Linked DNA regions of Homo sapiens: region 2 is linked to region 1. The links are chromatin loops, found by intact Hi-C in ENCODE. Cell type or tissue: dorsolateral prefrontal cortex. All regions are shown on one strand. Each heading gives the region's core, and the rest is flanking DNA. Links, peaks and the distances in the headings are about the cores only.

What was found. A loop is a pair of places that touch in the nucleus more often than their neighbours do. Peaks named below come from ENCODE experiments on the same cell type or tissue, not always from the same donor. Only the 100,000 strongest peaks of a DNase experiment are listed, where the experiment ranks them.
Region 2: it touches region 1 in a loop (1.8-fold over the local background); 3 of 110 quality-filtered maps call a loop at or near these places.

What each region holds. Positions count from the first base shown.
Region 1 is chr1:205,128,938-205,141,667 of GRCh38, reverse strand. It overlaps the pseudogene LOC124904585. Among named protein-coding and RNA genes, the nearest start is that of RBBP5, 13 kb to the right of the region's middle. RefSeq lists enhancers at 3,292-3,840, 6,174-6,318, 8,835-9,335 and a cis regulatory region at 6,246. In dorsolateral prefrontal cortex, for the core only: no CTCF peak of the experiment used is centred there; no DNase peak of the experiment used is centred there.
Region 2 is chr1:205,193,568-205,206,297 of GRCh38, reverse strand. All of the region lies in intron 1 of DSTYK (dual serine/threonine and tyrosine protein kinase), which reads left to right. It also overlaps the pseudogene RPL17P8. Among named protein-coding and RNA genes, the nearest start is that of DSTYK, 12 kb to the left of the region's middle. RefSeq lists a cis regulatory region at 11,628 and an enhancer at 11,556-11,700. In dorsolateral prefrontal cortex, for the core only: no CTCF peak of the experiment used is centred there; a DNase peak (open chromatin) is centred at 6,627; H3K27ac peaks cover 41 bases.

The sequences.
Region 1 (12,730 bases), core at 2,870-10,869:
ATTTTATTTTTTATTTTGGAGACAGTGTCTTGCTCTTGCTGTTGCCCCAGCTGGAGTGCAGTGGCACAAACATAGCTCACGGTAGCCTTGACCTCCTGGGCTCAAGCAATCTTCCTGCTTCAACCTCCTGAGTATCTGGACCACAGATGCATGCCATCGTGCCTGGCTGTTTTTGTTTGTTTAAGGACAGGGTCTGGCTATGTTGCCCAGGCTGGTCTCAAACTCCTGGGCTCAAGCAATACTGCCTCAGCCTCCCAAAGTGCTGGGATTATAAGTGTGAGCCATGCACCCAGCCCAGATAAGCCTCTTAACACTTGTGAAACTCTCTAGTAACTCCAGCCACACTTCATAGTTAAATATATCCCATCTTATATGCATATGCCCTGTATTTTCCTAGGAAGTTCAGTGTGACGGAGTTCTCTTAACCTCTTCCTTTGCCCTTATTACTTTGGAAAAAAATAGCTTGTGGTATACACATTTTCAGATTGGGTATGCTTTTTCAAGAACACATCCCTCAGTAGGTATGTGCCCTGAGTAGGGCAACTTGAGTGGCCTTCCTGATCCTTTATTTCGGTGGAGTTCAGGCTTCTGAACATTATTAAATTCAACCTCAAAATTTCTGTCTTTAGCAGAATCCCAAGGAGTCCATGAAGTGCTAACTGAATAACCTCCTTTGGAGTGCAGTTACTACGGGGAGACACACACTGATTGAGGCCTCTTGTGGCCCTTCTAGGGAGAGTCTATTCCTTGGTATATTTTATTTTCATTTTTATTTTTTTGAGATAGAGTCTCACTCTCCCAGGCTGTAGTGCAATGGTGTGATCTCAGCTCACTGCAACCTCCGCCTCCCAGGTTCAAGCTGTTCTCCTGCCTCAGCCTCCTGAGTAGCTGGGATTACAGGCACGCACCACCATGCCCAGCTAATTTTTGTATTTTTAGTAGAGACAGGGTTTCGCCACGTTGGCCAGGCTGGTCTCGAACTCCTGACCTCAGGTGATCTGGCCTCCCAAAGCGTTGGGATTACATGCATGAACCAGCACTCCTGGCCCCCTTGGTATATTTTGAAGTTAGCATTTCAAATCCATGAAAAAAATAGATTAGTCAGTAAAGTTGGCTATCCCCTTGTTTTAGTCTTTTCCTGCTACTATAACAAAATACCACAGACCAGGTAATTTATAAATAACAAATTTATTCCTCATAGTTTTGGGAGCTGGGAAGTTCATGATTGAGGTGCCAGCAGGGTCACTATCTGGTAAGAACTGCTCTGTGCTTCCAAGATGGCACCTTGTTGCTGCGTCCCTCAGGAGACTAACGCTGTCCTCACATGGCAGAAGAGATGGAAGAACTAGGCAGCCCTCTGAGCCTCTTTATAGTGCCATTAATCCTATCCGTGAGGGCTAAGCCCGCATGGCCTAATCACCTCCCAAAGGCCCCACCTCTTAATAGCTTGGGGTTTGAGTTCCAACATAGGAATTCTGGAGGGACACATGCATTCAAATCATATCACCACCTGAGGAAAAAAATACTTAAATCATCATGTGAAAAAAAAGTCCAGGTCTGGGAGAGATGTAAATGTAAAAACACAAAACAAAAAAACAAAACTGTAGGCTGGGCACAGTGGCTTGTCCGGGCACGGTGGCTCATGCCTGTAATCCTAGTACTTTCAGAGGCTGAGGTGGGCAGATCACCTGAGATCAGGAGTTTGAGACTAGCCTGGCCAATATGGTGTCTACTAAAAATACAAACATTAGCCAGGTGTGGTGGTGCATGCCTGTGACCCCAGCTACTGGGGAGGCTAAGGCAGGAGGAGAATCACTTGAACCTGGGAGGCAGAGGCTGCAGTGAGCTGATCATGCCACTGCACTCCAGCCTGAGCAACAGAGCAAGACTCCATCTCAAACAACAAAAAAAGAATATATATAACATAACCCATTTTTTGGTAAAAATCCCTTTGTTCCCCATAACCCCAAATTATCTAGAGATTTAGTCCATCTGGCCAGGAGCAGTGGCTCATGCCTGTAATCCCAGCACTTTGGGAGGCTGAGGCGGGTGGATCTCAAGGTCAGGAGATCAAGACCATCCTGGCTAACACAGTGAAACCCTGTCTCTACTAAAAATACAAAAAATTAGCCAGGCGTGGTGGCGGGTGCCTGTAGTCCCAGCTACTTGGGAGGCTGAGGCAGGAGAATGGTGTGAACCTGGGAGGCGGAGCTTGCAGTGAGCTGAGACTGCGCCACTGCACTCTAGCCTGGGTGACAGAGCAAGACTCCGTCTCAAAAAAAAGAGAGAGATTTAGCCCATCTGCATGTATAGTGCACAGAAAAAAAAATTTGTAAATGTATAAATCAAACTGATAATAGTGATTTTCCTAAAGAGGCAACTTCCAACTTTTAGAGTATGGAATTTCTGTTACTGTATTGTTTATCTGCTATGAACATCTAGAAAATGAATCCTGGCTAATTTAGGAGGAAGGAAATATGTATTGGAAAAATACTAGTGCCTCAAAAAATCAACAACTAGAACTGGAAGATCAGACTCACAGAATCAGTAGGCAGGACCGGTAGCAGGAACAGCCACAGACAAACCCCTCAGACACCGAGTTAAAGAAGGAAGGGGTTTATTCGGCCGGGAGCATCGGCAAGACTCCTGTCTCAAGAGCCGAGCTCCCCGAGTGAGCAATTCCTGTCCCTTTTAAGGGCTCACAACTCTAAGGGGGTCCACGTGAGAGGGTCGTGATCGATTGAGCAAGCAGGGGGTACGTGACTGGGGGCTGCATACACCGGTAATTAGAAAGGAACTGAACAGGACAGGATCTTCACAGTGCCTTTTTTATGCAAATAACCAATTAGGTCAGGGGTCGATCTTTAACTGCCAGGCCCAGGGTGTGGCGCCAGGCTGTCTGCTTGTGGATTTCATTTCTGCCTTTTAGTTTTTACTTCTTCTTTCTTTGGAGGCAGAAATTGGGCACAAGACAATATGAGGGGTGGTCTCCTCCCTTAGAACCAGAGCAGCTTTGCAAGCTTTTGCAAAGGCCTGTCTAAGGCTATGATGAACCATCTTTACTCCCTCATGAGTTAGCAGCCAGGGCGCGTTTTCTCGACTGGCCCAGCATAGGTCCCAGGCCCATCTTCTAGCTTTACTGGTTCAGAACTGGAAGGATCTGTCCCCTTCAGATTCCATGATGGGAGGCAGGCACCTAAATTTGCCTGCTCACTAAAAATTACATTCATTGGAGGAGATATAACTCCTGAAAAGTAATCAAGCAGCAGTTAGAAAAGGGACCTAAATTCAGGACAGGTGCCAGGTGACACATGGTCGCTACAGTTCACCTCTTGGGCTCCTTGACCTCCACAGCCACCCTTCTGGCACTACTGGGAGGCAAGGTCGTGAAAGAAGATTGACAGATTGGGGCCTGACACAGAGAGGCCACAACTTGGTCTCTGGGAAGGACATTTCTAAATCTCTGGAGTATTTTTCAACCTATGAAGACTGCCTTGGCTTCTATTTCCTCTCTCTTTCCTTCGTCCCTTATTTTCTCAGCATGGCTTCCCCATGAATCACAAAGACCCTCAAGCATCTAGGTAAAGGCTAACTCAGAGCCTTTCTATGTGTGGAAGCAGGAGTTTAAGAGGCAAATGTCAGGCTCAATGTGAAGCCACTGGCTCTGAAAATAAGGGGAACTGCTCCAGGTTCTAAGCTGGGACCATAGAGAAACACGATGGTTAGTCTAAGACATTTTACTGAGCAGGATTTGCTTACAATTTTTAAAAATTATAGATACTGGCAAAGGAGTAGATGTAACATCCTCATATATTTTGATGCGGCCGGGTGTGATGGCTCATGCCTGTAATCCCAGCACTTTGGGAGGCCGAGGCGGGCAGATCATCTGAGGTCAGGAGTTCGAGACCAGCCTGGCCAACATGGCCAAACCCCATCTCTACTAAAAATACAAAAATTAGATGAGTGTGGTGGCGGGTGCCTGTAATCCCAGCTACTCAGGAGAATGAGGCAGGGAGAATTAATTTAACCCAGGAGGCAGAGGTTGCAGTGAGCTGACATTGCACCACTGCACTCCAGCCTGGGCAATAGGGTGAGACTCTGTCTTCAAAAAAAAAAAAATTGATGCAGAAGAACAATTTTTTTTTTTTTCTGGAGACGAAATCTCACTGTCGCCCAGGCTGGAGTGCAATGGTGCCATCTCGGCTCACTGCAACCTCCATCTTCCAGGTTCAAGTGATTCTCATGCCTCAGCCTCCCGAGTAGCTGGGATTACAGGCATGCACCACCATGCCTGGCTAACTTTTGTATTTTTAGTAGAGATGGGGTTTTGCCATGTTGGCCAGGCTGGTCTCAAACTCCTGACCTCAGGTGATCCACCTGCCTTGGCCTCCCAAAGTGCTGAGATTACAGACATGAGCCACCATGCCCGGCCAAGAACAATTTTTAAAATGTGAATTTACTGTGCAATTTGTGGGCCAGAACACTGCCATGGTTTGGAAGCCCCTGTGTGATTTTCCCATATGCCAGTTCCGGCACCTCCCTGCCTTTCTCCCATCCGTAGGTTACTACTGTGTTGATCATTCTCTTTTTTTTTTCTTTTTTATTTGAGATGGATTCTTGCTTTGTCATCCAGGCTGGAGTGCAGTGGCATGATCTCGGCTCACTGCAACCTCTGCTTCCTGGGTTCAAGCAATTCTCCTGCCTCAGCCTCCTGAGTAGCTGGGATTACAGGTGCACACTACCTTGCCCAGCTAATTTTTGTATTGTTAGTAGAGACGAGGTTTCACCATGTTGGCCAGGCTGGTCTTGAACTCTTGACCTCGTGATCCACCCGCCTCGGCTTCCCAAAGTGCTGGGATTACATGTGTGAGCCACCACGTCTGGCCCATTCTCTTGTTTTTTTTTTTTAAGAAAAGTATTTCCAAATGTATGTGTAGCTCTAAACAATATATACGTTGGTTTTGCCTGTGTTTGTGCTTTATAAAAATGATATTATTTAGCCAGGCATTGTATGGTGTGTGCCTGTAGTCCTAGCTACGTGGGAGGCTGAAGTGGGAGGACTGACTGAGCCCAGGAGGTTGAGGTGAGTTTTACAGAGGTATGTTTTTAAATTTGCAAGTGTGGTCAGGCATGGTGGGTCACACCTGTAATCTCAGCACTTTGGCAGGCCAAGGTGGTAGGATCATTTGAGCTCAGAAGTACAAGACCAGCCTGGGTAAAATAGTGAGACCTGTCTCTACAAAAAATTTTAAAAATTTGCCAGCCAGGTGTGGTGGCTCACGTCTATAATCCCAGCACTTTGGGAGGCTGAGATGGGCAGATCACTTGAGGTCAGGAGTTCGAGACCAGCGTGGCCAACATGGTGAAACTCCGTCTCTACTAAAAATACAAAAATTAGCTGGGCGTGGTGGCAGGCGCCTGTAATCCCAGCTACTCAGGAGGCTATCAGTTTTAATTGAAAATATTAAACAGTTTACTCATAGTGAATTATAAAACTTTGATAGTTAATGGCTAGGCACAGTGGCTCATCCCTGTAATCCCAGCACTTTGGGAGGCTGAGGTGGGTGGATCCCTTGAGCCCAGGAGTTCAACACCAGCCTGGGCAACATGGTGAAACCCTGTATCTACTAAAAATACAAAACCTGTGGTCCCAGCTACAGGGAGGGAGGCTGAGGTGGGAGGATCGCTTGAGCCTGGGAGGTCGAGGCTACATGAGCCAAGATCTTGCCACTGCGCTACAGCCTGGGCAACAGAGCCAGACCCTGTCTCACACACACACATGCACACACTTCGATAGTTAAATTGTATTATAATTTGTAAGCCAACTATTCTTCATTATGAAAACTTTATAAAAACCTGAAAAAATGTTGCATACTTGTATTTTCTATTCTCCATTTCAGAGCAAGATAATAAAGAGAGGCTCTAAAATATTTATAAATCAAAACCCAATGGGATTAAAAATGAAATATAGAAAACCAGATCTACATACAGCTGTGCCAGAAAGCATTCGTGGCTTTTTTTTTTTTTTTTTTAGACAGAGTCTCTGTGGTCCAGGCTGGAGTGCAGTGGTATGATCTTGGCTCACTGCAACCTCTGCCTCCCAGGTTCAAGCAATTTTCCCATCTCAGCCTCTCTAGTAGCTGGGATTACAGGCACCCACCATCATGCCTGGCTAAACTTTTTTGTATTTTTGTAGAGATGGCGGGGGTGGGGGGGGGTCTCACCATGTTGGCAAGGCTGGTCTCAAACTCCTGGCCTCAGGTGATCCAGAGTGCTGGGATTAGAGGCATGAGCCACCATGCCTGGATGTATGAAGTGTTTTTTTTGGGGGGGGTTGGGGGGCACGGAGTCTCTCTCTGCCATCCAGGCTGGAGTGCAGTGGCACGATCTCAGCTCACTGCAACCTCTGCCTCCCAGGTTAAAGTGATTCTCCTGTCTCAGCCTCCCGAGTAGCTGGGACCATAAGCGTGTGTCACCACACCCAGCTAATTTTTTGTATTCTTAGTAGAGATGGGATTTCACCGTGTTAGCCAGGATGGTCGCGATCTCCTGACCTTTTGAACCGTCCGCCTTGGCCTCCTGAAGTGCTGGGATTACAGGTGTGAGCCACCGGGCCCAGCCTGCATGAGTGGCTTTTATCTGATGTTTTGGATCCATTTCACATGAAACAAAAACAGGTGTTATAGCAAAGCCAAACCAGGAAAACCCCAATAGAGTATTTTTAGCATGCCTCTTAATTTTTCTATCCCCAGCTTCTTGTTGGTTGTCTGTGATGAGTCTTGGACAAGTAACCTCTTGAGGGGATGCCACTGATGGATGGGCCACGGGTGAAGTGTCAGCAAATGTGAAAAAGCAAATCCAGCTATAACTATATAGACAGTTCATCTGCAATGTTCAGCCACATAACCGTAGATAAATCCAATGACTGAAGAAAAAATAATAATTCTCTGAAACATTTGTTCAACTAGCTTTTGTCCCTTGTAATCTATTCGTATGGGCAGCAAGCTCATATGCTCCAACATGACTGGCCATGGAGGCAGGTGGTGGAGCGCAGGCAGTGGGCAGCATGGTGAGGGTGGCTGCAACTCAGATCTGGGTCTGGGTCTGGGCCTTATACCACCACGCTTGGCTTTTGTTTTTTTTTTTTTTTTGAGTGGAGTTTTGCTCTTTTTGCCCAGGCTGGAGTGCAATGGTGCCATCTCGGCTCACTGCAACCTCTGCCTCCCAGATTCAAGTCATTCTTCTGCCTCAGCCTCCCGAGTAGCTGGGATTACAGGCACACACCACCACACCTGGCCTAATTTTTGTATTTTTAGTAGAGACAGGGTTTCACTATGTTGGCGAGGCTGGTGTCGAACTCCTGGCCTCAAGTGATCCGCCTGCCTAAGCCTCCCAAAGTGCTGGATTACAGGTGTGAGCCACTGCGCCAGGCCCTGTCTTGTCTTTTAAATAACATCTCCAAAGTGGCGATAGAAAAGAAATACCAACCTGTAAGTATATGCTTAGCTGATGTATACTCCAAGAATGAGGATAAAAATTAAAACATTTTTTAAAAATCAAAAGTTGAAATAATTTACAAACTGATTTTCATTAATACTCATGTAAAAGATGTATTTTAGGAAAAAGGAAACCATGAACCTAGAGAGGCCTGACATGCAGGAATGAATGGTAAGCGAAGAAAACAGTAAATGGATGGCTAAATCTAAACACACATTGGTTATATATTAAAAAAAATGTATAATGATATCAGGTCGGGCATGTAATGGGCCTGTAATCCCAGCACTTTGAGAGGCTGTGGCGGGAGGATCCCTTGAGGTCAGGAGTTCGAGACCAGCCTGACCAACATGGTGAAAACCTGTCTTTACTAAAAATACAAAAAAAATACAAAAACATTAGCCAAGCATGGAGGCGCATGCCTGTAATCTCAGCTACTCAGGGAGGCTGAGGCACGAGAATCACTTGAACTCAGGAGGCAGAGGCTGCAGTGAGCCAAGATTGTGCCACTGTACTCCAGCCTGGGCAACAGAGTGAAACTCTGTCTCGAGAAAACAAACAAACAAACAAACAAATAAATACATAAATAAAGCAATATGTATAATGATATCTAACTTCTGAGGCAAAAGAATCTCAGCCAAGAGGTTTTTCTTCCTTTTTTTAGAGATGGGGTTCTGCTCTGTTGACCAAAGCTGAGTGCAGTGGCATGATCATACCTCACTGCAGCCTTGAACTCTGGGGCTCAAATGAGGGGGTGAACTTTTGAAATATTGTAAGATCCCTATATTTTCAGAGAAGGATAAAGATACTGATTACCTTCAGATAAAACCACCTTTCCAAAATTATGACTGTAAGAAAAATCTGATATAGTTGACTCCATCTTGCTTTTAACATCCAAGCTGTCCTTGGTCATTCCAAGCCAACTTTGGGAGAAAGTTAGTTTATAGTTTAATCTTAAAGCAAGAATAATAATAGCCCTTCCCAGAACTAAACTGCCTTTGTAAAACTGATAAAAGCCCACAAGGTTAGAATAATGAGAGGGCTCTGGATTCTGCCAAGATTTAGGCATAATTAGCTGGGCACGGTGGCTCATGCCTGTAATCCCAGCACTTTGGGAGGCCAAGGTGGGCAGATCATGAGGTCAGGGGTTCGAGACCAGCCTGGCCAACATAGTGAAACCCTGTCTCTACTAAAAATACAAAATATTAGCCGAGCGTGATGGTGGGTGCCTGTAATCCCAGCTACTCGGGAGGCTGAGGCTGGAGAATCGCTTGAACCCGGGAGGCAGAGGTTGCAGTGAGCTGAGGTCGTGCTACTGCACTCTAGCCCAGGCAATAGTGCGAGATGCTGTCTCAAAAAATAAATAAATAAAAATAATAAACTCCCTTCTTTCCCAGTCTGTCTGCATCTTGTTATTGGACTGCGAGAACAAGCAGCCAGACTCCATTCTTTCTGGAACACTAGAGCACAGCAGGTCCCTCATGCCCTTGCTCTCTGTCCTAGTCCCTCAAGAAGACCTCAGGCAAGATGTAGACTGAGAAGCAGATGGATCAGGTGGATACAGCAGGGAGGACGCTGTCTGTGAACCAGAAGTTAGGCCCACACCAGACACTGAATCCATCAACACCTTGATCCTGGACTTCCAGACTCCAGAACTGTGAGAGATAATTTCCGTTGTTTAACTCAGCCACTCTATGGTATTGTGTTGTGGCAGTGGAGCTGACTTAAGACAGGGCCCGTTTCCCCACGGCCTGGACCCCCACTTACCCTTCTTGGTGCAGATGACACGGCAGCACTTGGGAGGCATGCCGGCCAGAGGTTGCTGCCTTGGGCTGTCTCCACTTCACCTAGGGGGTCAGGGATCTGAGGACCTGCCCAGGAAAGGGAGAAAGGGTAAGAATGAGAACGAGTCAGCCTGGGGTTCTAAACTGAGATGTCTGAGCCACCCTCCTACACTCATCAACAGCCCTTTACTCTCATTGACCCTAAATACCAACTCCCCTTTTGCCTAAGAGACCTGAGGGAGGGGCGCTTACCCTCACCATCTGCAGCCTAAGCGCTGTGTTCCCTGGGATAGGCTCACCAGTCTGTAGGGTGGGAGAGGACTTTTATAGGATAGAAGCTGGAATAAATGACTGGCTGGATTGGGGTTTCAGAAAGGTCATCTCCTACCTCAGTAGGATGTAAAACTGTGGTCCACAGGACCTCATATCCCAGTCTTTGTTGTTGTTTAGAGACTCAATATGTTAATGAGTTGAATTACAAAGTTAATACACTTGTAGTAATTTAACAGTAGAGAAATGTCTAAAGTTGGCCGGGCGCAGTGGCTCATGCCTATAATCCCAGCACTTTGGGAGGCCAAGGCAGGTGGATCACCTGAGGTCAGGAGTTTGAGACCAGCCTGGACAACATGGTGAAACCCCTCTCTACTAAAAATACAAAAATTAGCTGGGCGAGGTGGCTCATGCCTATAATTCCAGCTACTCAGGAGGCTGAGGCAGGAGAATTGCTTGAACCCAGGAGGTGGAGGTTGCAGTGAGCCAAGATCGTGTCATTGCACTCCAGCCTGGGCAACAGAGCGAGACTCTGTCTCAAAATAATAATAATAATAATAATAATAATAATAATAATAATAATACCAGAACTAAAAAGTTGTTGTGCCTCCCATATTGCCCCTTAAGGACCAAACTGTCAGGAATGTCTCCCAGCTGGAAAGGGTGTTGGATGCTGATAGCTCACAGCCAAGTTCCTCTCCACAGATTTTGCCTTCAGCAGATACGAGTTGGCTCTCACAAGGTGTTGCCTCCTTGCCAAAACCAGTCAATGTCCAATGGCTGGTCATTCAAGGCTATAATGGCCTGGCCCTCTGACCTTAATTTGGTATGACTCGGAAGGAGCATTCCTCCTCTGGTGCTTATTGTGGGGTTGTCTGAGGCCTCTGCTGTGGGGCAAGTGAGGCACTTGTTTGGCGTGCAAAATTTAAGGGGGCACTCCAAAACTCAATACTTTTAAAAGTCAGAATTAATGCCAAAAAGAAGCCATGATGAAAAAAAAATTTTAAATAAAGATAGGACCTGTCTGCATTTCATTTTCCTCTGCCTTCCCTGATCGGCTTTTGATCTGTCTTGATTAACTGGATTGGTGAGCTGAACTCAGTGTGCAAGTTTGGATCGCAATTAATATAAGCTAACACGTGGCTTTGAATGTGCTAGGTATTTTGTCTTTATCACTTATAAAATGTACAGTGAATTAGTTTCAAGGTTGTGTACTGTTTTTAGATAATAACATAAAGTAATAAAAAAAAGCCTAGGATGAGAATTATAGTTCATAAATTGTTCCTGTGGTTGTTTATTGATCAACAATTATTTATTGAGGATGTATAGTGTGCCAACCACTAATCTAGACACTTGGAAACAAAACAGAGTAGGCTGCTTGCCTTCAAGAAGCTTATGTTCAAAGAATTGATTAGGCATTCCCTTAAGATATTAATGAACTGGAGAGAAACTCACTATATTCCAATTTTCCTTTCCTTCTAGCTAATAGTCTTTTGTTTCCTAGCTCCAGAAAGTTTAGTGTATCCTGGTGCTAAAGATAAATTAAGGTCAGGCACAGTGGCTCATGCCTGTAATCCTAGCACTCTGGAAGGCTGAGGTGGGCAGATTGCTTGAGTCCAGGAGTTTGAGACTAGCCTAGGCAGCATGGTGAAACCCTGTCTCTACAAAAGATACAAAAATTAGCCAGGCATGGTGGCACATGCCTGTAGTCTCAGCTACTTGGGAGGCTGAGGTGGGAGGATCACCAGAGCCCAGGAGGTAGAGGCTGTAGTGAGCCGTGATTGCACCACTGCACTCCAGCCTGGGTGACAGAGTAAGACACTGTCTCAGAAAAAAAAAAAAAAAAAAGGGATAAATTAAGTGCTTAATAAAGTGCTTCTAAGAATTTTCTTTCTTTTTCCCCTGACACTGGCCTTTTATCTTCTATCTATCAAAGTGTAAGACTGTCCATGTGGCTGCAAAATCCTCTACAAATAAAAGTATACCCCATGAGTACACACATGAGATCACTTTTTCAGTTCTATTGTTCATACAGGCACAAGCAAGAAAAAATTTGAGAGAGAAGAGTATCATGATAGTACAATCTTGATCCATGATCTTGAGAAAAAGCTGTCTACATCTGGGATGCCATCTGCTTCTGGAGAGAATCTTCCCTGGTTAGCTTTACCTTAAGGTTTCCAATCAGTATACAGTTCCAAGAGTCTGGAGGAGGCCCTTCTGAGTTGTGAGATTATGAGACCAAGGTTCAGGATCTCAAAGTTTTGCTGCATTGTGGATGCCAAGGGCAGTTTTTCTGTGATGTTGCCCTCAGAAGACCCAATCGATCTCCAGGTTCTAGATTGTGAAAGGTTTGATTGTCCTCAGTCAGTGGACTATGAAAGTTTTTTTTAACCTGGTGAAAATACACTTTGGCATAATGCATTAAAACCTTGTAGCATTTAGTCATATCAGTATTTAGTAGCAGAAGATACAAGACGTTCTATTATTAGGTGCATAGGCCTTTCCAGTGACTATTTATTTCATAAGGGGTCAACTTCCATCTTCTACTGGAAGTGGATCTGATTGTCATCAATCTGGTACACCTTTGACCAAGGCAATCTAGTCAATTCAGTTAGCTTTGCCTAATGTTATTGTATCTGCAATCCTTTTTTAAAAACTGGCCAGCCGCGGTGGCTCATGCCTGTAATCCCAACACTTTGGGAGGCCAAGGCAGGAGGATCGCCTGAGGTCAGGAGTTTGAGACCAGCCTGGCCAACATGGTGAAACCCCATCTCTACTAAAAATATAAATATTAGCCAGGCATGGTGGCAGTTGCCTGTAATCCCAGCAACTTGGGAAGCTGAGGCAGAAGAATCACTTGAATCCGGGAGGCACACGTTGCAGTGAGCTGAGATCATGCCATTGCACTCCAGCCTGGACAACAGAGGGACATTCTATCTCAAAAAAACCAAAAAAAAACAAAAAACTGTTTTATGGCCAGACGCCGTGGCTCATGCCTGTAATCCCAACACTTTGGGAGGTCGAGGAGGGTGGATCACCTGAGGTCTGGAGTTCAAGACCAGCTTGGCCAACATAATGAAACACCACCTTTACTAAAAATACAAAATTAGCTGGGTGTGGTGGCACATGCCTGTAATCCCAGCTACTTGAGAGGCTGAGGCAGAAGAATCACTTGAATCTGG
Region 2 (12,730 bases), core at 2,484-10,483, 65 kb before region 1:
AAAAACAAAAAACTAAAAAAAAAACCAAAAAAAACCAGTGCCTGCTAAGGTGCTATGTAAGTATTAGCTATTATTCAATAAATACCTGAGTGCCTGGTATGTACTGAGCAATGTGCTGCGTATGGGGGATAAAGAGTCAAATAAAGACATTGGCCTTGGCCTTAGGCCAGTGAAGATCAGTCTTTCCCTTCTATACTTTTAAGAAAGAAAAAATAATTATAATTATCATCAATAATCATTTATGTTTGATGATGGATTAAAAAGGTCTAAGAAGACCTGAACTTGGTCCTCTAGAAAGGTATAATCTAATCTAAACCATATACGTGTGCAACACATAAAACACGTACATAAAAAAGCAGAATGCTAAGGGAGGTTATAAGCATTTTATATGAGTTATAATTCTCAGGTTTTTTTTATAGCTCTTTGCCTTTGGTGAGCTTACAGCTATGTTTCTCCAACATTCTTCACCTTCTTTTTGTCACACCTTTTAAATGTGCCAGCATTTAAAAGAAGGGGAAAAGCACTAGTGTACTTATTTAAAATAGGCATTTTCGGCTGGGCGCGGTGGCTCACTCATGTAATTCCAGCACTTTGGGAGGCTGAGGCAGGTGGATCACCTGAGGTCAGGAGCTCGAGACTAGCCTGCCAGCATGGTGAAACATCGTCTCCACTAAAATACAAAAAATTAGCTGGGCATGGCGGTGCGGGCCTATAATCCCAGCTGCTCAGGAGGCTGAGGCAGGAGAATCGCTGGAACCCAGGAGGCAGAGATTGCAGTGAGCTGAGATCATGCCAGTGCACTCCAGCTTGGGTGATAGAGTGAGACTGTGTCTCAAAAAAAAATAATAATAATAAAATAAAATAAATAGGCATTTTCCTTGGTCATCTTAGAAATTTGTATGATAAGTAAGTTTAAGTGGCAGAGTGACATTTGGGGAAGGGATGAAAAGTTGGGAAAGAGGAGATTCTTTAGAGCTTCATTTTATAGAGCTGTCATCTTTATGGGGCTTAGGGGTGGGGAGAAGCTGGGATTGTGAGGTGGAGCACAGTGACAGCAGTGCTGAGACTGGGATGGGTGTACTCTGTGGTAGTTTGCTATCATCTGTTTAGAAGAGTTGCCAGTGCATTTCAACATAAGCTCAGTAAAGATAGTGCTGTAGTTTTGGTTATTACTTTTAATAAAAGATAATCTATTCTAAGGTAATACCTTAGATTAACAAAATCCCATTTTTCCAAGTATATCCAAAACTTGGTCTTTCTTTCTTAATTTTCTTCCCTCATGGAAGCAGCATTCAGTGGCCAAAAGCAAGCATAGCATTTGAATGAAACCTAGGTTCCTATTCTAGTGCATTCTCTTTTTAACTGTGTGACTTGGGGCAAGTTACTTAACCTATTTGAATCTTGGGTTCTTCATATATATAATGGGAGTAATACACAATGCCACATATTGTATGATTCCATTGATATGAAATATCCAAAATAGGCAAATTCATAGAGATAGAAAGTAGATTAGTGGTTGCTAGGAGATGTGGGGAGAAGAAAATGAGCAAATAAGGGGTGACTGCTAATGGGTATGGAATTTTTCTGGGAGGAGATGAGAGTGCTCTGGAATTAAATAGTGATGATACTTGTACAACTTTGTGAACATTCTAAAAGCCACTGAATTGTACACTTAAAAGGGGTGAATTATATCTCAATAAATAAATAAAATGGGAGTGATAATACCTGCCTTACAAAGTTGTGACATTTGGAGATAATATACCTTAAAGCACAGGCATATAATTAATGCTAAATATATATGGCTGTTTGAGTGGTTGTGTGTGTGTGTGTGTGTGTGTGTGTATGGTGAGCATTGATTTAGAAAGTTGGAACATGGGGTTCGCAGAAGAATGAGAGGAACAGAAAGATGGAATGTGGGACAGAACAGTTTTGAGCTAGAGGCAGATTTAGGCCCGAGTCTCTAGGCTCCCAGTCCAATTCTGCTTCTGCGGCTCTTCCTTTGTTCTTTTCTGACCTGACCATGGGAATACAAAATACACCCTGGCAGTAAAGAGACTCTGTTACAGATGAGTCGTCACCCAGGCTCCACAGCTTGTATGGAACTGTCATTTACTGAGTGGGAGACTATCTGATTGAATGAGTATAATGTGGCACTACCTACTCAGGCTCTTATTCTAGTTTCCACTCCCTGACATTTAGGGCATCAGGCCCCTTGTTGCTGATCTTGCTATCTCCTGCTCCCTGGGAGGAAATGGCCTCCCTAACCACAGTGGCTCTTTGCACCCTTTCCCTTTCTGGCCTTTCTCCTTCCGAATCTTCCTTTCTGGGGGTAATCTGTTTCCCATGGTACAGGTCTGCCTGCTGTTTTTGTTGTTGTTGTTTTGAGACAGAGTCTCGCTCTGTTGCCCAGGCTGGAGTGCAGTGGCATGATCTTAGCTCACTGCAACCTCTGCCTCCCGGTTCAAGCATTTCTCCTGTCTCAACCTCCCAAGTAGCTGGGGCTACAGGCACACACCACCATGCCCAGATAATTTTTGTATTTTTAGTAGAGTCAAGGTTTCACCATATTGGTCAGGCTGGTCTGGAACTCCTGACCTCAGGTGATCCACCTGCCTCGGCCTCCCAAAGCACTGGGATTACAGGCATGAGCCACCTTGCCCAGCTGGTCAGCTTGCTATTAAAAAACATTGGGAAATTCTGCCCCCTCCCTTCCCCTCCCCTCCCCTCCCCTCCCCTCCCCTCCCCTCCCCTTCCCTACCGTACCCCTCCCCTCCCCTCCCCTTCCCTACCCTACCCCTCCCCTCCCCTCTCCTTTTCTTATTTTATTTTTTGAGACAGTCTCACTCTTGTTGCCCAGGCTGGATCTTGGCTCACTGCAACCTCTGCCTCCTAGATAAAAATGATTCTCCTACCTCAGCCTCCCAAGTAGCTGGGACTGCAGGCACGCGCGAACCACACCTGGCTATTTTTTTTTTTTGGTAGAGACGGGGTTTCACCGTTTTGGCCAGGCTGATGTTGAACTCCTGGCCTCAAGTGATCTGGCCACCTTGGCCTCCCAAGGTGCTGGGATTACAGGCGTGAGCTCCCATGCCCATCCTGCCTGCTTTTAAAAGAGAAAATATTATTGCCTTTAAGCTTATTATAATTTGCAATATGTTTAGTCTTAAAAGTCATTACTGATTTCAGTATGGTTAGTTCTTCAGCCTTGCAAGTAGTTTTTACAGAAGGCATGGATTTAAATAAAAATCCAGTCTGGTTTTTATATTTTGTTTTGCTCTGTCTACTTTCTCCTTTTCTTTCTCCATGCTTCTGTTCTCTGTTTTACTAGGTTAAGAGAACAGGGAATCTTTCTCCAATAAATGCACTTCTCAAAAACAATCCTTTCAGAATAAAACCTAAAAAAAAGTTACAGAAATAAAGGGGAATATGAATTTTACCTTATACCTGTTACTCAGTTAATATAGGCTCTGCTCATACAGATTATGCCTTTATTTACTTTCTTTTCTTTCCTTTTTTTAAAAAAATATTTAATTGTATTTACTTTAAAGCTGAATTTACTCCTGTGTCATAAGTTTTTGTTTCTTCAGTTTCTTCTGGGATAACTTTTTCTTCTGGGCACCCTCCTCTTCTGGTTTAGGAACAATCTGTTCCTTTTCAGTAAGGATCATCTCAATGTGGCAGAGAGAGCTCACGTATGGGTTAATCCGACCATGAGCTCTGCAGGTCCAGCGGCGCATCTTAGGTGCTTTGTTCACTTTGATATGCCCAACGACCAGAGAATCTACATCTAAACCCTTAAGTTCAGCATTACTCTCTGCATTTTTAAGCATGTGTAGCAAAAATTCAGCAAGCTTTTTGGGCCACTGACCTTGTCCAGCCCCACTGCTTGGCCTGGGCACACCAACCAACGCAACCATTGTAATGTTGGAATGGTACATGCTGTTTCTGTAAAGTGGTAGCTTTCAGATACTTCGTGGCTTTTCGTATATGCATACCCTTGATGGCCTGAGAAGTGTCATGAGTATTCTTAAAGTGAACACGAAGATTTGAACCTCTTGATTTGCATGATTTTGTGGGGTTCTCTGGGTCAAGTGAATAGCGAACCATTTTCACGGATTACCTCAGGCCACGTAGGGGAAGAAGCCCCTTCCCCTTCCCCTTCCCCTTCCCTTCCCTTCCCCTTCTCCCTTCCCCCTCTCCCTTCCCCTTCTCCCTTTCCCCTCTCCCCTTCCCGAGTTTCCCACATTTCCTTTCCTGATGCCCAGGCTGGAGTGCAGTGGTGCAATCTTGGCTCACTGCAACCTCTGCCTCCCAAGTTCAAGCAATTCTCCTGCCTCAGCCTTCCTGAGTAGCTGGGATCACAGGCATGCACCACCACGACCGGCTAATTTTGTATTTTTAGTAGAGACAGGGTTTCACCATGTTGGTCAGGCTGGTCTCGAATTCCTGACCTCAGGTGATCCTCCCGTCTTGGCTTCCCAAAGTGCTGGCATTACCGGTGTGAACCACTGCGCCCAGCCTTTTCTTTTGTATGATAGCTGTGAGTATGTTTGTCTTAGCCTGCTGACAAGATTGTGTACCCCTAAGGGTAAAGAGTATGTTTTACTCATTTTGTACCCCCAGTAGTGCCTACCATAGTGCTTTGTACATAATGGGCAAATAAATATCTGTTAAATTATTTCCACAGCTGGTGGATATTGGAATGATGTTTTGAAATTAAATGCAATTTAATTCCTTCCTTGGAAGGGCGTTTTTTTTGGCCCCATAGAACATAAGGATTTTTGTAAATTCACACACATTTTACTCTCTGGGCCCCTAAAAAAGAACAATGATATGCATTTCATAGGTGACTAGTTAGGCTGCAGTTGCATTCTTTTTTTTTTTTTTTTTTTGCATTAAAAAAATTTTGTTTTTAATTTTGTGTGTACATAGTAGGTTTATATATTTATGGGATACCTGAGATGTTTTGATACAGGCATGCAATGTGAAATAAACACATCATGGAGAATGGGGTAGCCATCCCCTTAAACATTTATCCTTTAAGTTACAAACAATCTAATTACTTTCCTTAAGTTATTTAAAAATATACAACTGGGCCATCATGGTGGCTCATGCCTGTAATCCCAGCACTTTGGGAGGCCAAGGCGGGTGGATAACATGAGGTCAGGAGTTCGAGAGCAGCCTGACCAACATAGCGAAACCCCATCTCTACTGAAAATACAAAACTAGCCGGGTATGGTGGCACGTGCCTGTAATCCCAGCTACTCAGGAGGCTGAGGCAGGAGAACAGCTTGAACCTGGGAGGCGGAGGTTGCAGTGAGCCAAGATTGCACCATTGCACTCCAGCCTGGGCAACAAGAGTGAAACTCTGTCTCAAAAAAAAAAAAATTAAATTATTATTGACTATAGTCACCCTGTTGTGCTATCAAGTAGTAGGTGCAGTTGCATTCTGTGCCAGTATCCCAAAGAATTATTTTCATGTTCCAAAGAATGACTTGCATGCAATACCAGTAGACCTGAGCTTCACCATGATATGGGAAGTAAATTCTTAATATTCATTCACTCAGCAAACCTTTATTTAATGCCTGACTCTGTACTAGGCACAGGACACGCATTGGTGAACCACTCTGTCCAACTAACTGAGATTATTAATTCCAAATTGATGTTATGAAGGAAAAAAGGATTAGTGTTTCATCATGTCTCTCCCAGAGGATTTTCTACAAATTGGTTACCTACTTAATCATTAGTTGTCTTTGAGTGGGTAGGAGTGTAGGGCATATGGAAAATTGTAAGATTAAATGGCATTGATAAGGATAGGAGTTGAGGCCGGACGCAGTGGCTCACACCTGTAATCCCAGCACTTTGGGAGGCCGAAGTGGGCAGATCACCTGCGGTGAGGAGTTCAAGACCAACCTGGCCAACATGGCGAAACCCCATCTCGATTAAAAATACAAAAAATTGGCTGGGTGTGGTAGCTCATGCCTATAATCCCAGCACTTTGGGAGGCCAAGGTAGGTGGATCACCTGAGGTTAGTAGTTCAAGACTAGCCTGGCCAACATGGTGAAACCTTGTCCCTACTAAAAATACAAAAAATCATCTGGTCGCGGTGGTAGGCGCCTGTAATCCCAGCTACTTGGGAGGGTGAGGCAGGAGGATCTCTTGAACCCAGGAGGCGAAGTTTGCAACCAGCCGAGATTGCACCACTGCACTCCAGCCAAGGTGACAGAGCGAGACTCTGTCTCATTAAAAAAAAGAATAAGAGTTGAAATGTTCTGCCCACTTTCTGACAGTAGAGGAAAATCAGCCTATTTTCTCTTTGATGGAAAAATTATATCATCTCGTTTTTGTGGTTCAAATGCAGAATGCATTTATGAAGATTACTATTAGAGCTTCTTTCATTTCTGTCTTTCTTAGAAGTTACAGAGAAGCCGGTAGGAAAACTACGAGCTATGGGTGGATGTGGTTTTTTTGGTTATGGTTGTAAAACCTAAGGTTAATTTGCTCCTTCTTACAGGAAAATAGCCTCTAGGGATGACGGGGTTTGCTTCCTACATGGTGCAGGGAATCTGAGTAGTGTCATTCATAACAAGACTACAGAGGGCGAGTCCACGTGGGGGTGCAGTTTTTCTATTTTACCTCACAGAGCTCTGACTGGAGTGCCGTGGGAGGATGTCCAGTCTCAGTATAGGCCATTCCCAGGCTTGGAGGTTGATTCAGTTCTTTGTCACACAGGGAGTTTGGTGATCCTATGGAACCTGGAACTTGACACTTACATGACCAGAGGAGAACAGATGTAGAAATGCTTAAGATGTGTGTCTCCTTGCTTTGAGCTATAAATGAGACTCTCTGAGAAAGTTCCCTTATGCGTAATGTTCCTCCAAAGTCCAAACCAAAACTCTTGGAGGGAAAGTTGGTCAGAGCATGGAGACTCATCAGTATCCCCTGTGGGTTCTGGTTGAAGTGCCCATCACAGGCAGTGTGTTTTTCTATTTTCTTCTCTAGGCAGTGTGAGCAGTTTGGATATATTCCCCAGCTGTGTGCCACGTGGCTGTGGGAACCTTTTGACCACCGCTTTCTTTGGAGTTGGGCTTTATTATAACATGCTTCCATTCCCTGAGGTGGTGTGCTCTGGGCAGGATGATGGGAGTAGGACTTGAGGATTGTTTTGCTTTTCACTTGTCTAACTAATGATACATCAGAATTGTCCCAAATAATTATGTCTAGGTTATATATTTATAAAAGCCTTTGATTTTTTAAAAAAATTCCACTTATTTTAAAAAAGTACTTTCATCCTCAAAGTGTCTAACTTTAGTTTCATCAGATTAAGAGCTTTAGTGCCTGGGAGGCTGAGGCAGAAGAATCGCCTGAACCTGGGAGGCAGAGATTGAAGTGAGTCGAGATCGCGCCACCACACTCCAGCCTGGCGACAGAGCGAGGCTCCATCTCAAAAAAAAAAAAAAAAGCTTTAGTGCCTTATTTATGCCAGACAAATTTCAGTTTAGATCTTTTTTTTAATATTTTCTAGTCTATTTAATGGGGAGAGAATTTCCCAGGGTTTTTTTGTTTTTGTTTTTTTTAAATCAAGTCAAACTTGCCAGAGCAAAGACTAAGGCCCTATCACAAATGCAGCTAGGTTACAAGACTATTTTAAATAAAAGCTCTTTCTATTCAAATGAGAGGGACAGTGAGAATGAACCAGTATGGAGTTTACGTTTTAGGAATATTCCATATGATATACTCTAGCCTTAGCGTTTAATATTATGGCGATATCTAGGTGCAAGGAGGAATGTGGGGGAATATAGCTAGTAAAGAAAAGTCATTCTTATTTTTTAGTATATAAGAACCCCACTGAGGAAACCTCTTTCACTTTCTCCTGATTGAACAACTGACATGCTCTTCTGGTTCTGTCCCATGGAGAGAATTGGAAAAGTTTTGCTGCTTTAACTTGGAAAAGTGGTTTGTTGGTATAGGATAAAAGTAGTTAGTGTATAATGGCAATATAGTCTCTACCACTAATAAACATAAGGGGCCACTACAGGCAGTGCAAAATCAAAGTCAAGCTTCCTCTGTTGGTTTCTTTCTTTCTTTCTTTCTTTTTTTTTTGAGACGGAGTTTCACTCTTGTTGCCCAGGCTGGAGTACAATGGCGTGATCTTGGCTCACCGCAGCCTCCACCTCCCGGGTTCAAGCGATTCTTCTGCCTCAGCCTACCGAGTAGCTGGGATTACAGGCATGTGCCACCACGCCCAGCTAATTCTGTATTTTTAATAGAGACGGGGTTTCTCCATGATGGTCAGGCTGGTCTCAAACTCCCGACCTCAGGTGATCCGCCCGCCTCAGCCTCCCAAAGTGCTGGGATTACAGGCATGAGCCATCACGCCCGGCCTTCGTGGTTTCTTATTTAATGAACCTGATGGTTACAGGTAACTTTCATCAGACTGTTCTATACTGGAGCATCATGTTGGTCTATACTGCTTAGACTTGTGGATTTGGATTCTAAGTCTGATCCTAAACTACTTGCTTAGATCAGTGCCTTGAACTCCCCAGACTCTGAACAAGCAATAGTAAACATCACAGGAAGATTGATGGGATGGAAGGTAATGTGCAGGGCAAAAGTGGAGACAGTGAAGAAACTGTTGTTGTTCAAATCCTGTTATTGCTGTATTTGATGTATTTTTTTTTTTTCCGGCTGGTTTTTCTTGTCAAGTAAAATCCTATCTCTTGATCTCTTTCCTCTGAGATCAAGAGCTGGATACGCTTTGCTAGGTATATATTTGGATCCTAAAAAAATTATTTTGAAATAATTTCAAACATACGTAAGTGTTGCGAGAACAATAAAAGAGTTCCAATACCTGCTTCATGCAAATTTTCTAGTTGTTAACATTTTCATGGATTTGTTCCATCACCCAGTCTCTCTCCTTCCTGATCTATATTAGATGTAGCCTTTTTCTGAACCTTTTGAGAGCTGAGTGCAGTTAGGTTTTCTCATCTCCTCTAAACACTCCAGTATGCATTCCTCCCAAACAAGGATGTGCTTCTATGATCACCATACAGCTCGCCAAATCAAGAAATTAACATGGGTTCAGTACTACCATCCAGTCCACAGACCCTGTTCAGGTTTTGCCAACTGTCCCAACAATGTCTCCTTTTTTTTTTTTTCCTTTCATCACAGGGTATATGACGTTAACCCATCCCTGGAGATGTTTTCTCCACCTTAAATTCACCAGTTTTAGGGCCAGGCGCAGTGGCTCATGCCTGTAATCCCAGCACTTTGGGAGGCCATGGCGGGTGGATCACCTGAAATCAGGAGTTCAAGACCAGCCTGGCCACTATGGTGAAACCCCATCTCTACTAAAAATACAAAAAAAAAAATTAGCCAGGCATGGTGGTGCATGCTTGTAATCCCTGCTACTTGGGAGGCTGAGGCAGGAGAATTGCTCGAACCCGGAAGGCTGCAGTGAGCTGAGATCATGCCATTGTACTCCAGCTTGGGCAACAAGAACGAAACTCCATCTCAAAAAAAAAAAAAAAAAAAAAAATTCACCATTTTTTGCTTTGCAGTTGATTAGTTTGTGAATTCACCATTTTTTTCCTTTGCAATTGATTAGTTTGTGGAGAGGTGTTCTTGTATTTCACTGATACCCTGTTTCTCAAAAAACCTCCTTCCAGTAGACCTAGCATTCCCTGACAACTCCCACCTGTCTCAGTGATGGGGTTTTTTTGTTGTTGTTTTCTTTTTACAGGCAAGGTCTTGCTCTGTTACCCAGGCTGGATGGAGCGCAGTAGTGTGATCATAGCTCACTGCAGCCTTAATCTCCTGGGCTCAAGAAATCCTGCCTCAGCCTCCCTAGTATCTGGGACTACAGGCACATGCCACCGTGCCTAGCTAATTTTTAAATTTTTTGTAGAGATGGAGTCTCACTATGTTGCCCAGGTTGGTTTTGAACTTCTAGGCTCAAGCGATCCTCCTGCCTCAGCCTCCCAAAGTGCTAGGACTACAGGCATGAGTGACCGTGTGCAGCCCAATGGTGATTTTTATATCCATCATTCCTTCTATATGTATTAGTTGTAGTCTACTGTAAAGAAGAGCTTTCCTTTTCTCTTGTTTATTTAATCAGTGTAGACTTGTGAATTTTTTCAATGGATTGTAATATCTTCCTATCACTTTTTATGCATAAATTGTCCCCACTTTGGTGAGGTGAGTGAGTTTCCCTTCAAGCTGGTTCCTGTGTCCTTTTGACATATTCCCACCTTTGGATCATTGGTAATGCTTATAAACTGTTATACACTGCGTTCCAAATGCCAGAAACTAAGCCCTCTGTAAAGCATGGGGTTGGCTTCCTTCAAGGAACTACTTCCATCTCTGCGTCCCATACGTTAAAGCCTCAACTGCCAGCTGTGATTCTGTTCCCTCGGTAGTGTGACCAGTCTCAGGAGCAGTTTCACCCAGAAAGGAGCTTGTTCAGCATGCTGCTGAGTGCGTTCCCATTTCACGTGGCTCCCAGGGAGTATCAGCCCCTAGGGAGGCGGTCTCCTCTCCCCCGGTGCCAATACTATCTGCTTCTTAAAAGCTGTGAGAGATCTTAACGTGGTCCTGACATAGAATAACTTTAGAGAGACTTCTGCCAACTTGACTTTTCCGATTCCAGCGAGAGCTTTGCCTACTAGAGTGCATTTCAGTCTCTAATCTTCAATAACCATCCCCTTCCAAAGAAATAGCGTGTACTACTTGGTCCTGAAGATTCTGAAAGCCAGACTACCTAAGCATCTGTTTGTCTTAAATGAGGGTGCCTTCTGTGTCAGTCTTTAAAATTTAGCTGAAGGTCAGAGAGCTTGTTTAGGAAGGATAAATAAATATTTCTAGACTGAATTTTTTCTGTCTCAGTCCCTGGAATTTTTGTAGCTTAGTACTTTGAAGCTTGTGGTAGAATTGACTGTAGTAGAAAGACTATATAAGATTACTTTCTCAATTTAGGATTTGTTCTTTTCTCTACTTTTGGTATAGATAGTAAGAAATAAAACATCACTACCTATTTGTGGAAATGCATCTTTGTGTCACTGGTTGCCTCAGTTAACTATAAAAATCCTTTGTTTTTCATTCACTTTCAGAGGGGACTTAAGTTGACTTCCCATAAAAGCATGGAAAATTCAATGTTAGAAGTGATATTTTTGGCCAGGCATGGTGGCTCACACCTGTAATCTCAGCACTTTGGGAGGCTGAGGCAGGCGGATCACCTGAGGTCAGGAGTTTGAGATCAGCCTGGCCAACATGGTGAAATCCTGTCTATACAAAAAAAAAAAAAAAAAATTAGTGGCACTTGCCTGTAGTCCCTGCTACTCGGGAGGCTGAGGCACGAGAATCACTTGAACCTGGGAGGTAGAGGTTGCCCTGACCCAAGATCATGCCACTACACTCCAGCCTGGGCGACAGAGCTGGAGTTTTGGCACACGCCTGTAGTCCCAGCTACTTGGTACTTGGGAGGCTGAGGCACAGGAATTGCTTGAACCAGGGAGGTGGAGGTTGCTATGACCCAAGATCATGCTACTGCACTCCAGCCTGGGCGACAGAGCTGGAGTTTTCTTTTTTTGAGCTCTGTCTCTGTCTTTTTTTTTTAGGCCAGGCACGGCGGCTCATGCCTATAATCCTAGCACTTTGGGAGGCTGAGGTGGGAGGGTCGCTTGAACCCAGGAGTTTGAGACCAGCCTGGGCAACATAGTGAGACCCCATCTCTATTTTAAAAAAAAAAAAAAAAGTGAGATTTTTAAAACTACTGAAGGAGGGAAATCCTTGGGTACCAGGAACAAGTATTGCAGTAATAACTCTGTTGAGACCTGAATTAACTTTGAAGTCCATGTTAACTTTATGAGCTGCAGGAGTATAATAAAGCAAAAGCATTTTCTATTTCACCAACTTTTGTAGTGCCTTCCCTACCTTGGACATAGACTGTACCTTAAGAGCCTTCAGTTACCTTTCACGAGTATGTATTATTGATTGGTAGTGGCTGAAAGGTGTGATAGATTTCCTCACTCATCTTGAGGGTCATGGCCAACACTTCTCTAACAAAAGACAGTTTAACAAGAGAAAAGCATAACAAATTTATGTGACACGGGAGCCTTTAGAAATGAAGTCACAAAGACCCAGGGAAAACTGTTTTTATGCTTAGGTTTGATGAAGAATTGACTGCTTTGTAGAAAGTGATTGGACAGTAGGACATGATCTAATGGTAATAGACTGAGAAACCCAGCAAGGCTGGTCTGCTCAGGTTATTCTTGGGCTCTTTATGTGCATTCCTTCCCCCAGGGTGTGGGATGTGGCAGGTCCTCTCTGGAATGAGGGTCTTCAGAGGAAAAGAGAGCAACCTTTCTAGTTTTATGGCTTGCTTCAGAGAAGAGGATTGCTAGTTAGTTCCTTTTTTTTTTTTTTTTTGAGACGGAGTCTCACTCTGTTGCCCAGGCTGGAGTGCAGTGGCACTATCTCGGCTCACTGCAGCCCCTACCTCCCAGGTTCAAGCGATTCTCCTGCCTTAGCCTCCTAACTAGTTGGGACTATAGGCACATGCTACCACGCCTGGCTAATTTTTGTATTTTTAGTAGAGGTGGGGTTTTACCATGTTGGCCAGGCTGGTCTCGAACTCCTGACCTCAAGTGATCCACCCACCTGGGCCTCCCAAAGTGTTGGGATTACAGGCATGAGCCACTGTGCCCGGCCAGGGTTTCTAGTTTCTATGGT